Linked DNA regions of Homo sapiens: region 2 is linked to region 1. The links are chromatin loops, found by intact Hi-C in ENCODE. Cell type or tissue: PC-9. All regions are shown on one strand. Each heading gives the region's core, and the rest is flanking DNA. Links, peaks and the distances in the headings are about the cores only.

Region 1 (5,859 bases), core at 1,260-3,759:
GTACTTGACCCTGCCCCAGGAAAGCGGGACTTGCCACTAAGGGTGAAGGAGAAGGGTTTGAGGGGTACTTGCCCCTCTCCCAGAAAAGCAGAGAAGGGGTAGAGACAAGGAGAGAAGGGGTTGGGGTACTTGCCCCTTCCCCAGAAAAGCAGAGAAGGGGTAGAGACAAGGAGAGAAGGGGTTGGAGTACTTGCCCCTTCCCCAGAAAAGCAGAGAAGGGGTAGAGACAAGGAGAGAAGGGGTTGGGGTACTTGCCCCTTCCCCAGAAAAGCAGAGAAGGGGTAGAGACAAGGAGAAAAGGGGTTGGGGTACTTGCCCCTTCCCCAGAAAAGTGGGACTTGCCGCTAAGGGTGAAGGACCAAGGCAGGCGTCCCTGCGTGGTCTGATACCTTTGAAACGTGGGTGAATAATCAGAGAGACATCCCTGCAATGATTAAACACCAAAGGAAGGCTGCTTTCCCAGTCCGTGACCGGCGCCGGAGTTTTGGGTCCACGGATAAAACATGTCTCCTTTGTCTCTACCGGAAAATGAAAGGAATTGAAATTAAGAGAAGGGAGAGATTGAAGTGTGGTGCCAAGATTGAAAGGAGAAAGAAGTTGAGGGATAGTGAGGGAGGTTGGAGAAGAGAGTAAAAAGAGGCCGCTTACCAGATTTGAAATTGGTGAGATGTTTCTTGGGCTGGTTGGTCTGAGGACCTGAGGTCGTAGGTGGATCTTTCTCATAGAGCAAAGAGCAGGAGGATGGGGGATTGATCTCCCAAGGGAGGTCCCCTGATCCGAGTCACGGCACCAAATTTCATGCGCCTCTGTGTGAAGAGACCACCAAACAGGCTTTGTGTGAGCAATAAAGCTGTTTATTTCACCTGGGTGCAGGTGGGCTGAGTCCGAAAAGAGAGTCAGCGAAGGGAGATAAGGGTGGGGCCGTCTTATATAGGATTTGGGAAGGTAATGGAAAATTACAGTCAAAGGGGGTTGTTCTCTGGTGGGCAGGGGCGGGGGTCACAAGGTGCTCAGTGGGGGAGCTTCTGAGCCAGGAGAAGGAAATTCACAGGGTTAATCACTCAGTTAAGGTGGGGCAGGAACAAATCACAATGGTGGAATGTCATCAGTTAAGGCGGGGCAGGGCCTTTTCACTTCTTTTGTGATTCTTCAGTTACTTCAGGCCATCTGGGCGTATACATGCAAGTCACAGGGGATGCGATGGTTTGACTTGGGCTCAGAGGCCTGACAGTACTTAGATCAGTTCCTATCACAAAATGGGTTCACTGTAAATGTTAGCTAGAAGCATTACAAACTGAGGACAGGGTCACAACTATATCAGATGGGATTGTAATTGATTGTTTACCAGGTCTATAGTGAATTTTTTTAAACAAATACTAGGAAAATTCATAGCAATAGTGCCTACCTAGTTCTGGTTGCTCAGCATAGTAGATGCAAAAATACTTAATCTGGTTAAATTATATGATCTTACTTTGTCAGGTAGATTGTTTGGGTATGGATTTGTAATTCCACACAGTGCTATTACCAGTATACAAGAATCTTTGGTTTATTTTAGTGTAAGTTATCTTAACTTTAAACTAGTTTTTTAATTAGTATTCCCTCTTGGTATTGTTACCAGAAAGGGGTCCTGATCCAGACCCCAAGACAGGGTTCTTGGATCTTGCACAAGAAAGAATTTGGGGTGAGCTCATAGAGGAAAGTGAAAGCAAGTTTTAAGAAAGTAAAGCAATAAAGAATGGCTACCCTATAGGCAGAGCAGCAGCTTGGGCTGCTGGACTAAGGAGATACTTATAGTTATTTCTTGATTATATGCTAAACAAGAGGTTGATTATTCATGAGTTTTCCAGGAAAGGGGTGGGCCATTCCCAGAACTGAGGGATTCTCCCATTTTGAAGCCATACAGGGTAACTTCTTGACATTGTCATGGCATTTGTAAACTGCTGTCACTGCACTGGTGGGAGTAACTGTTAACATGCTAATGCATTATAATTGGCATATAATGAGCAGTGAGGAGAGCAGAGGTCACTTTCATCACCATCTTGGTTTTGGTGGGTTTTGGCAGGCTTCTTGACCACATAATGTTTTATCAGCAAGGTCTTTGTGTCCTATATCTTGTGCCAACCTCCTATCTCATCCTGTGACTAAGAGTGACTTAACTTCCTGGGAATGCAGCCCAGTAGGTCTCAGTCTTATTTTACCCAGCGCCTATGCAAGATGGAGTTGCTCTGGTTTAAACGCCTCTGACAGTATCATATAAAATACATTCAAACCCTGTTACTGTGGTAAGAAAAAAGTTACTCCTTGATAACAAGTACATACTAAGAAAAATACAGTTATCCCTACATATTAGATAATTGTGAATCTGCACCAATGGTTTACTAAATGTACACCCACCTTTGACCTAAAAGTATCATTGACTTTTCATTTATCGGCAGTGAATCATTACAGCACAAGAGCATCTTGTGGACTGTAGATGGGAATAAAATGAACTAAAGGAAATGACCTAGTAAAAAAATGTAGTGAATGCCTCTGTGTAATTGCTAAAATACCACCACAGGAGGGCCCAGTGTCTTTCCTTGAGTGCAGTGTGTTTCTGGAAGACCTTTAAGCCTGGAGACTCCCAAGGACAAGCACATAAAGGAGATGAATCACTTTCCAGTTCTCATCAGTGAATCATGGTTGAGATCACCACTACTTAATTTGAGCTTTTCAAACATATGAGTCACCACACAAGTTCCTGCATTCTAAATTAGAATGAGAACAGATTTCGTGATGTTGGATCAAGTAGCTCTTAAGGGCAGTTTGCCTGGGCTGGAAGAATGGGTACATTAGATGTATTCCAAACAGCCAGCTTGGGCATGAATACACTGCCCCATCAGCTTTCTGGGAACTGGCACAATAAAATCACTTCCTGAAGTTAGAAGGTAGAGAGAACTCCAACAAGGGTATAAATAGTGCACAGAGTAGTTCTGCTAAAACGACAGGATCCAGAGACACTCTCAGTCTTGGAAATCCTACCAACAAGGATTCAGGTACTTCCTTCTTTTATTAAAGACATTAGTGTTTTCCATTGCCTCCTGTAGTCTAAGTTGTGCTGTCATCCTGAGAGTGTTCCAAAGCCACACGGATACCCTACCTGATTCTCCAGACTCCTTTGGCTTCCTTAGTGTTAATGACCTTCTTCTCCTATCTCCCATTTCACATCACACATACTCCACGTCCATCCCAGTTTGCTATACTTCTATCATTACTTGGAATTATTCTATCTCCTAAATATTAAATTCAAACACTCCATTCACTAACTGCAACCTTTCTTCCAACATTCTCATTCAGTTACTCCCAGTCTATTATTTCTTCAGCCTCTTCAGGACTTCCAGATCCTCTCCTCTTTCTCCCAATATCAGCCCTTCTTTTCTGTAATTATTTTGCAATAATAGTTGTTACCATAAGGGCACTAACAAGTAAGTCATAGCAATTAACAACAATAGCAACTAACATTTATTGAGTTGTTCGTTTATGCCAGGCATTGAATTAAGCACTTATATCATTTAATTAATGCCTTACATCATTTAATTCCCAGGACTACTCTATGAACTAGGTTTTGAGGACCGTAGCCCAGCCTTCATGTTAAGCTTTGCTACATCTTGAACAATTTTACACTCCTCATCATTCTAATATAACTACTCATATGAAATGCTTAGTCATTATTCTAAAACCTAGACCAATGTGGTAAGGGTGGCACCACTGGCATAGTAAGAAATTGTACCTGAAATCTACACTAGTTAGACCAAGGAAATGGAGCTTAACTAAAGGCAGTTTTTGCAGCCTTATAAAGTAATTATACGAGCGGTTGGGAGTGACATAATTTGAGGTATTAAGAGACTTGGTAAGCTCCTGCTTATGGCCTCCTGCAACCTGCAACCTGAAAGGACCTCAACCTGGACAGGCAAAATGCCATCTCCACCAGCTGGGGCAGTGTTCTGTAAAGAACAGGAGAAAGTCAAGAAGCCACACTCACCTCATCTCCCTTGGATGAGGTATATGAGCATCCAATGCTAAGAATGCATCCTTTGCTCTTATAATATCCTTTGCTCTTATAAGCTTATACCAACTCATAAACAACATAAATTTATTTCTCATAGTCCTGAATTACAAAAAAAAATCACCCAACCCCCAGTGCTAACCTTAGTGTCCAGTGGCACTTATAAGGTGCTAAATGATTACTTGTTGAACTGTTTGTTTTATTGAGATTTCAACCCTTTGACAGTATATACTAATGAGGTATCCTTCTCACAGATTCTCCCAGAAGGATAAAGCAATAAGAAGCTTGAACCTAGAGCTATCCCTCTTTATTAAGGGCTTTTTAAAAATTGGAATTCTATCTGTACTATAAATTTCATTTTATTACTGACTCACAAGATTGTTCTATAAACCTCTGGCTAGACCGATTTTATATGATTTTGTAAAAATGTCATCTCTTCTATTTAAAGAATATAAATGCATAGAATTATACACATAGTGTTACATAGACACACACACTAGTTTTCTATTGTTGCATAACAAATTACCCCAAACTTACAACAGTAAATAATACAGATTATTAGCTATAGTTTCCATGGGTCAGGTATCCAGCATATTGTAGCTGGGCCCTCTGTTCAGGATCTCAAAGGTTGAATAAAATCAAGATGTCAGCTGAGCTATGTTCTCATCAGGAGACTCTGGGGAGGAATATTCTCCTGAGCTCATTCAGGTTGTTGGCAGAATTCAGTTCTTGTGGTTGTAGGACTAAAGTCTCCATTCTCTGCTAGCAACTGTTGCCCAGGAATCAATCTCAGCTCCTAGAGGTCACTCAAATTCATCAGTTTGTAGGTTCCTCCTTCTTCAAGCCATCAGTGACACATTGAATTTCTCTCAGGCTTTGAATCTCTGACTTTTGCTTCCCCAGTAAGCCAGAGAAAACTCTCTTGTTTTAAGGGCTCTATGTAATTAGGATAGGCCCACGTGGTTGACATCTTATTTTAAGGTCAACTGATTAGTCACCTTAATAGCATCTGTAAAATCACTTTTTCATGTAACATAACATAATAAGGGGGTGACAATAGAGGGCAGAGATTAAGGGGCTATTTAGAATACTGTCTTCCCCAAATTCCCATTAGAGTATCAACTCAAAATCAAAAATTCTCATCTAAATCTCAATGGCTCATATGCCCCCAATCCCATCACGTAAATCATGTAGAAATCAGGAGAGGATGGGGCTCTAGGGTAACCCATAATAACAGTCCCCAGGCACAATTCCTCTCTATCTGTGGACCTGTAAAACTAAAGAGACATGTTATGATCTTCCAGTACTCCAAACATACAATAGTGGGGCAAACATAGGATAATAGTTATACACATTGCAATTCGAAAAAGGCATAATATTTATATTTCACTGATGTCATGGCACTTTTAGGAAGAAATTGGTATTCCGCTGGGCACTGATACTGAAGATGTGCTCTGGGTCACCCCTACCTATTTCCTACCCACTCACCACTTCTCCCCACATGCCTGCCTTTTCCTTCTTTTCTCTGGCAGGATGAGGCGGGCAGGTCTGGGTATAGGAGTACCCAGGAGTTCCCAACTATGGGAACTATGGCTATGCTAACAGTGAGTATAGTGCCTGTGAGGAAGAAAATGAGACTCACTGAAAGTCTGAGAAGCAAAGTCACTGCTACAAAATCTCTTTCCATTGAAGTGGACCATGAAGCTAAAAATCAAAATAAATTATTAGCTGAAATGGACTCATGATTTGATTCTAAAGTGAGGTGATGCAAGTAACTGTGAGTTTGGAATTTGTTCCAATTAATGGCTTGAAGTACC
Region 2 (5,859 bases), core at 1,169-3,668, 69 kb before region 1:
CCTGACAGGTATTGAACAGTTTAGCCAAATATCAATGTGCTAAGCATGACAATTCTATTTCTCTACAATAAGCAAGAAGAGCAAGACAGACATGCTAACGAGTGAAATAATATAATGTGGTCTAGACATATATGAGTTTCAGAAAAAGAACAAAGGATACCATCCTGTCTGAGGCATTCCAGGAAGGTTGTACTCTATCAGGGTTATGACAGACACTGGGAATTTGACAGACGGGCAAGAGAAGGAAGGGAGGCCCAAGCAAAGGGCTCAACAAAGTGAAGGGAGGCCTGAAACAATATGCAATCCATGAGAGACAGTGGCCAGCTTGGTACTGCCAGAGCACAAAGGAAAGGGGAAAATGGCAGATGATGGCACTAAGAAGCCAGCAGGGGACAAGATGGGAAGGATCTTATAGCTGTGCTAAAGTGATTGGACTTTATTGAGTAAGTTCTGTAGACCTCTTAAAAACCTCAAGGAAGGAAGATGGTCAGATTTTCCTTTAAAAGAATGCCTCTGGCAGTATGGTTGGGAATGAGTTGAAGAGAGATTTCAACCCTTCCCAGCTAACTTTCCAGCAAGTCAGCTGGGAAGCCTCCAGGATCATCTGTCTATAAGGAGTACTAAAGTATCATTGAGCATGTAATGAAAATGAGAAAATTATATTTGCTAGAACTTCTATATGTGGATGGAAGAAATACTTATAAAATGTAGGCTCAGACTACTTTGGGTCAAATCCTACCTCTACTGAGAAAATTCCTTCAGGGTAGGTAGCATGAGGGCTGCTATTGGGGAAGGAGCAAGAGGGACAAGTAAGTGTCTTGGAGAAGATGAATGTCTTACAGGCTTCTCACATCTCACGTTTAACTGAGAATTCGTAATATACCCATTTCCACTCAGCAATTTCTCCCCTAGTCCTGGAGACTAGTTTGACAGTCATTCAATTGCTCTTTCTAAAACCTAGAAATCGAATTTGGGTCTCCCATGTGCTGAAAAAATGCTTTCAATTCTACATCCTTCCCTGTTTTCATGACCTCTGCAGTGTGACACTGTAGTCCTTCTCACTGAAGACTACCAAGGTCAAAGCTATTTTCACCCCACTCAAAGTCTAAGCTGGCCACATGACTTGTTTTGGCTAGTAGAAAGTGGTGAAAGTGACAGTAGATCAGTTCTGAGCCTAGGCCTTAAGCGGCTTCTCCTGTTATCACTTGCTCTTTCATTTGTCATTGCCAGGGGAATAAGCCCTGGCTGGCCTGCTGGAGAGGAGAGGTATAGCAGAGCCAAATAACCTCACTTATTTCAGCCAGTATCTAGACAGCAAGGTAAACTCCAGTTATGAAAGCAAATTAAGACATATTGCAGATACACCTAGCCAACCACCCGAGAAACTTACTCTTGTGTGACACTGAGGTTTGCTGTTTGGCTTTTATGCTACAATGTTAGCAATAGATAGGTGATGATCTTTAACTCATTTTCTTATATCCCATATATATCAACCTATCATGTGTCCTATAATTTCTACCTACAAAACATATCTCAAATCTTTCAATCTTTTTTCCATATGCATTGCTCTACTGTAATCTAAGCACCATCATCACCTCACCTGAAATGAACTGCCAGTTTCCCTACTTCCTTTCTAGACACTTATAATCCATTCTTCAAATACCAGTGGGAGTGATTTTTTTCCAAAACATAAATCAGATCCCTCAGTCATTCCCCTGTTTAAAGCCCTGAATATCTTCCCATTGCTCTCAGAACTCAATCCAAACTCCTCACCATGACCTGCAGGCCCCAGCTGATCTGCCTAATATCAGGATGAAAAAGCAGCTTTTATAATACCCTCTAAACCAGTTTCTTCAAAGAAATGTGGAATCAGTTTCTATTTAGAAATCTCTGTAGAAAGGTGTTTTGCTATTTTAATTCATGGAATATTATTTTGGTAAATACACCAAAGTATGTCAAAATAACAGTTTCTTAGGCAGACACAGAAATTGGACATAAAGATCTGATTTTACCAAAAGACAAAAAATTAAGGTGGGGAAGGAATAAAAGGAGATGATGAAAAGAGAAGTAACAATACATTGGGGATCCGGTGTATCACACTGAAACCACAGAAAGATAAAGTTAGACCTAGAAAAGAGGTCTACATTTGAGGATATAGGAGCAAAGAGGTCAAAATCATGCTTTGAAAGGATGTGGACATCTGATCTTTAACTTCACACCAATGGCAGAATAAGAAAAAAATGGGTTACTTCTGAGGTAGGAAGTAGTAGCTAGAAGATTAGACACTCTCAAACTTCCTGAGAATTGACATTAATAAGCATTACTTAATATTCATATGGAATACTTCTGGCTAAAGAATGCTTTTGCATATTTTCCCTGTCTTATACCTGAGGAGCTCAGGGTTCAATGAAATTTAATACACAGAAATTAGTTTTCATCCTGAATTTCTCCAAGCGTACTAATTTGATGATTCATATGGCCTACGGGTTTGTGAGCATTCCTAGAATGAATTGCCATGATTTGTACTTTTAAAAGAAATATCCTTCAAGAAGCTGACTTCTAGGATCTATACGTTGAAGCATAAAGGATACCACAGACGCAAAACAATGCAAAAAGTGCTAAAACCAGTTGCTGTTCTTAAACAATGTGGTTATAGCCCCAGAACACCAAAGGCAGCACAGGGATATCTAAGAAAGGCACTTGGTGCAGACACGGGCACCAGCAAGACCGGATTCTCATCTCCCAGGAGGTGAACTTAAATGCAGTTTGTTAATGCTCTCTCTCTCAACTAGTATACGCTTTCTTTCCGACAAAGACTTCTCTTTCAGCCTCTTGTAATGGGAGGGGAGAGGTGAAAATTTTAAAAAGCTGCTGGGTCTTGATATTAGTGGAATTTCTCTCCAATGAACTGACAGTGTACAGGTATGACAACATGGCCTGTAGCTCTTCTCGAAGAGAAGAGACTGCTGAGAAAATAAAATCCAACAAAAATGCTGCAGGAGAAAGTCTTTCTAACATGCTCATTCCTCTGCCTTCTCTCACTCTGCATCTTTCCCTAAGAATGCCACCTCCATCTTTTTTCTATGTCAACACTGAGCTTATCCTTCAGATGCTAACTCATTCAGCCTCCCTATTAGGCTCTCAAATGATTACAGGCCCCGGGGATCTTCTCCTTTAATAAATAAGTTCAAATCACAATCAGAATTCATTTTCTCTGTATCCCTGAAACATCACACACACACACACACACACACACACACACACGGTGTGCATTATCTGAATGAATTGTACCAGAAACCAGAAACCCACCGGTAATCCTTTTTTATGCCTTTTATTTCCCCAACACATTTACCAGTCCCAGAGTTAGATTAGGCCTCCTCTGAAGTATCTCTTGAATTTCACTATTCGTATCCATCCCTCAGTGTACCTGCTTACAACAGCTATCTCCACTTGTTTGATCTGTGCCTCCCTTTAATTTGTCTTGCCCAAATCTCCTATTCCAGTATATTATCCACAATGCATTCTAAGTCGTCCTACTAAAATGCAAATCAGATCATGTCACTCCTCTGGATAAAATATTTCAGTGATTCCCCTTTTCTCATGACAAGGGTCTGGATTTCTGTAAATGGTTTATGATGTTCTTTTTTTTTTTTTTTTTTTTTTGAGATGGAGTCTCGCTCTGTCACCCAGGCTAAAGTGCAGTGGCACGATCTCAGCTCACTGCAAGTTCCGCCTCCTGGGTTCACGCCATTCTCCTGCCTCAGCCTCCCGAGTAGCTAGGGCTACGGGTGCCCACCACCACACCCGGATAATTTTTTGTATTTTTAGTAGAGACGGGGTTTCACCGTGTTAGCCAGGATGGTTTCGATCTCCTGACCTCGTGATCTGCCCACCTCGGCCTCCCAAAGGGCCGGGATTACAGGCGTGAGCCACTGTGCCTGGCCTAGTTTATGATGTTCTACACAATCTGGCCTATGATTATCTCTAGTCCAGTTTCATCTCTAGCTATTTTCCCACCTTATGTTAGCCTCTAGACTTTTATAAATAACACAAGCTGTGCCTGAACACTCTTCTACCTGCCCTTTGACTGGCTAACTTTTATATATTTATCCCATCTCAGCTTAGATACTTCCTTTTTCTCCTGGAGGTTCCTAATGCCAGTATCAATGTTCTTCCTGGGTGGTACCACAGCATCCTACGGTGACGAGGAGGAGGTGGCCTAGATCCTTCCTTTTCTTGGTAAAGGGTGGAAGCAGTGTGGATACTTTACTTGGTGTGTTCTGATATCCATGTGTCACTAGGCACTTGTTCTTTGTGTCTTCACATCTCCTCCTGTTGCATTTTAAAGCACTTTCATAGTATATGGTTTTGCCTAATAAAGCATTCTCATAGCAAAAAAAAAAGTATGGTATTGTGCAAATAAGTGCTCACTCCAAATTAGTGGTATATTTATTGAAGTTTAATATTGTGTTTGTGATACAGAAGTATTTGCTTTAATTCTAAATAAAAATTTTATGCTTTTATTGCTGGTTTAAGAAGATTTGGATTATCCTTGTACTTTGAGGAGAAGTTTCTTATTTGAAATATTTTGGAAACAGGTCTTTTAATGTGGAAAGATAGATATTAATCTCCTCTTCTATTACTCTCCAAGATCCAACAAAAGTGATTATACCCCCCAAAATATGATGGTAGTATCTTATACTACCATCATTTTATAGGCATAGGGCTCTTAGCTGCAAATAATGGAACTAACTCTAATAAAGCAGAACGCAAATATTGTAAATATTAGAGAGCTAACAATCTCTGGGATGGCTAAAGGATGGAGCTTGGAGGCTACCCAGCCAGTAACAATATTCCGGGCTCCACTGTTGAATGGAGACACTACAACTGCCTTGGATGGGCAGAGATATTATGGATGCTAAGCCCCAGGTGCTACCATTAGGACTTCTACCACTGTCCCTAACGGGTGGAGCCCATCACATGCCTATGCCCTCACTGTAAGGAAATGAAGCTACTGTTGTATATCTTGGGAAGCACTTGGATTAATTGTTATACAGTTTTGTTGAAGAAGACCCCTAGGGTAAGTAGCCATAACTGCACACTAAATTTAAAATTGTTAATGAGTTTCTCAAAAAAAATGTTAAGGTTGTTAGCTGGTATAGTATATATCTTGCCTGTTTTCCAAGGACTTCTTTGGGCAGTACCTTGTCTGTGCTGGCAAGCAACTGAGACTTAATGAAAGAGTATTGGAGATATGAATGAATTGATGCTGTATACTCTCAGAGTGCCAAACATATACCAATGGACAAGAAGGTGAGGCAGAGAGCAGACAGGCATTAGTGACAAGCAAAGATATGCAGAATTTCATTCTCAGCAAATCAAAAGTCCTCAACCTGGTTGGAAGAATATTGGCACTGAATGGTATCAATAAGGTTGCTAGAGAGGGTTAGAGGTGCACAATGTGCTTCCATAACATTTTATACTTCTCCAATCTTAGCACTAATCAAACATGGTTGAATACTTTGTTTACTATAACTCTTACAGAGTTATAAGATCTGTGAAGACAGGGACAGGGACAATACCCATCTCTGTCTGGTTCATAGGTGGTATGTAATAGATATTTTTAAAAATAAGTGAGTTAATGAATGAGGGTGAGAATGAAGGCACAGAGGTATTAGGGGGAGGTGGGCCCCAGAGAATGGTGCCAAGGTCCAGTGGGGTGACTGGGATCAGCTCAGGCCTGACGCTGGCCACTCCCACCTAGCTCCTTTCTTTCTAATCTGTTCTCATTCTCCTTGGGAAGGATTGAGGTCTCTGGAAAACAGCCAAACAACTGTTATGGGAACAGCAAGCCCAAAT

Evidence for each region. A loop is a pair of places that touch in the nucleus more often than their neighbours do. Peaks named below come from ENCODE experiments on the same cell type or tissue, not always from the same donor. Only the 100,000 strongest peaks of a DNase experiment are listed, where the experiment ranks them.
Region 2: it touches region 1 in a loop (4-fold over the local background); 3 of 110 quality-filtered maps call a loop at or near these places.

Annotation. Positions count from the first base shown.
Region 1 is chr1:68,381,375-68,387,233 of GRCh38, reverse strand. No RefSeq gene overlaps it. Among named protein-coding and RNA genes, the nearest start is that of RPE65, 66 kb to the left of the region's middle. RefSeq lists an enhancer at 1,975-3,174. In PC-9, for the core only: CTCF peaks have their summits at 2,310 and 2,510; DNase peaks (open chromatin) are centred at 2,133 and 2,653; H3K27ac peaks cover 2,500 bases.
Region 2 is chr1:68,450,102-68,455,960 of GRCh38, reverse strand. LOC124904198 (a long non-coding RNA gene) reads right to left here. Exons shown (of 2, transcript XR_007066164.1): 2 at 4,438-5,859. Among named protein-coding and RNA genes, the nearest start is that of RPE65, 3.1 kb to the right of the region's middle. In PC-9, for the core only: no CTCF peak of the experiment used is centred there; a DNase peak (open chromatin) is centred at 2,480; H3K4me3 peaks cover 1,015 bases; H3K27ac peaks cover 1,528 bases.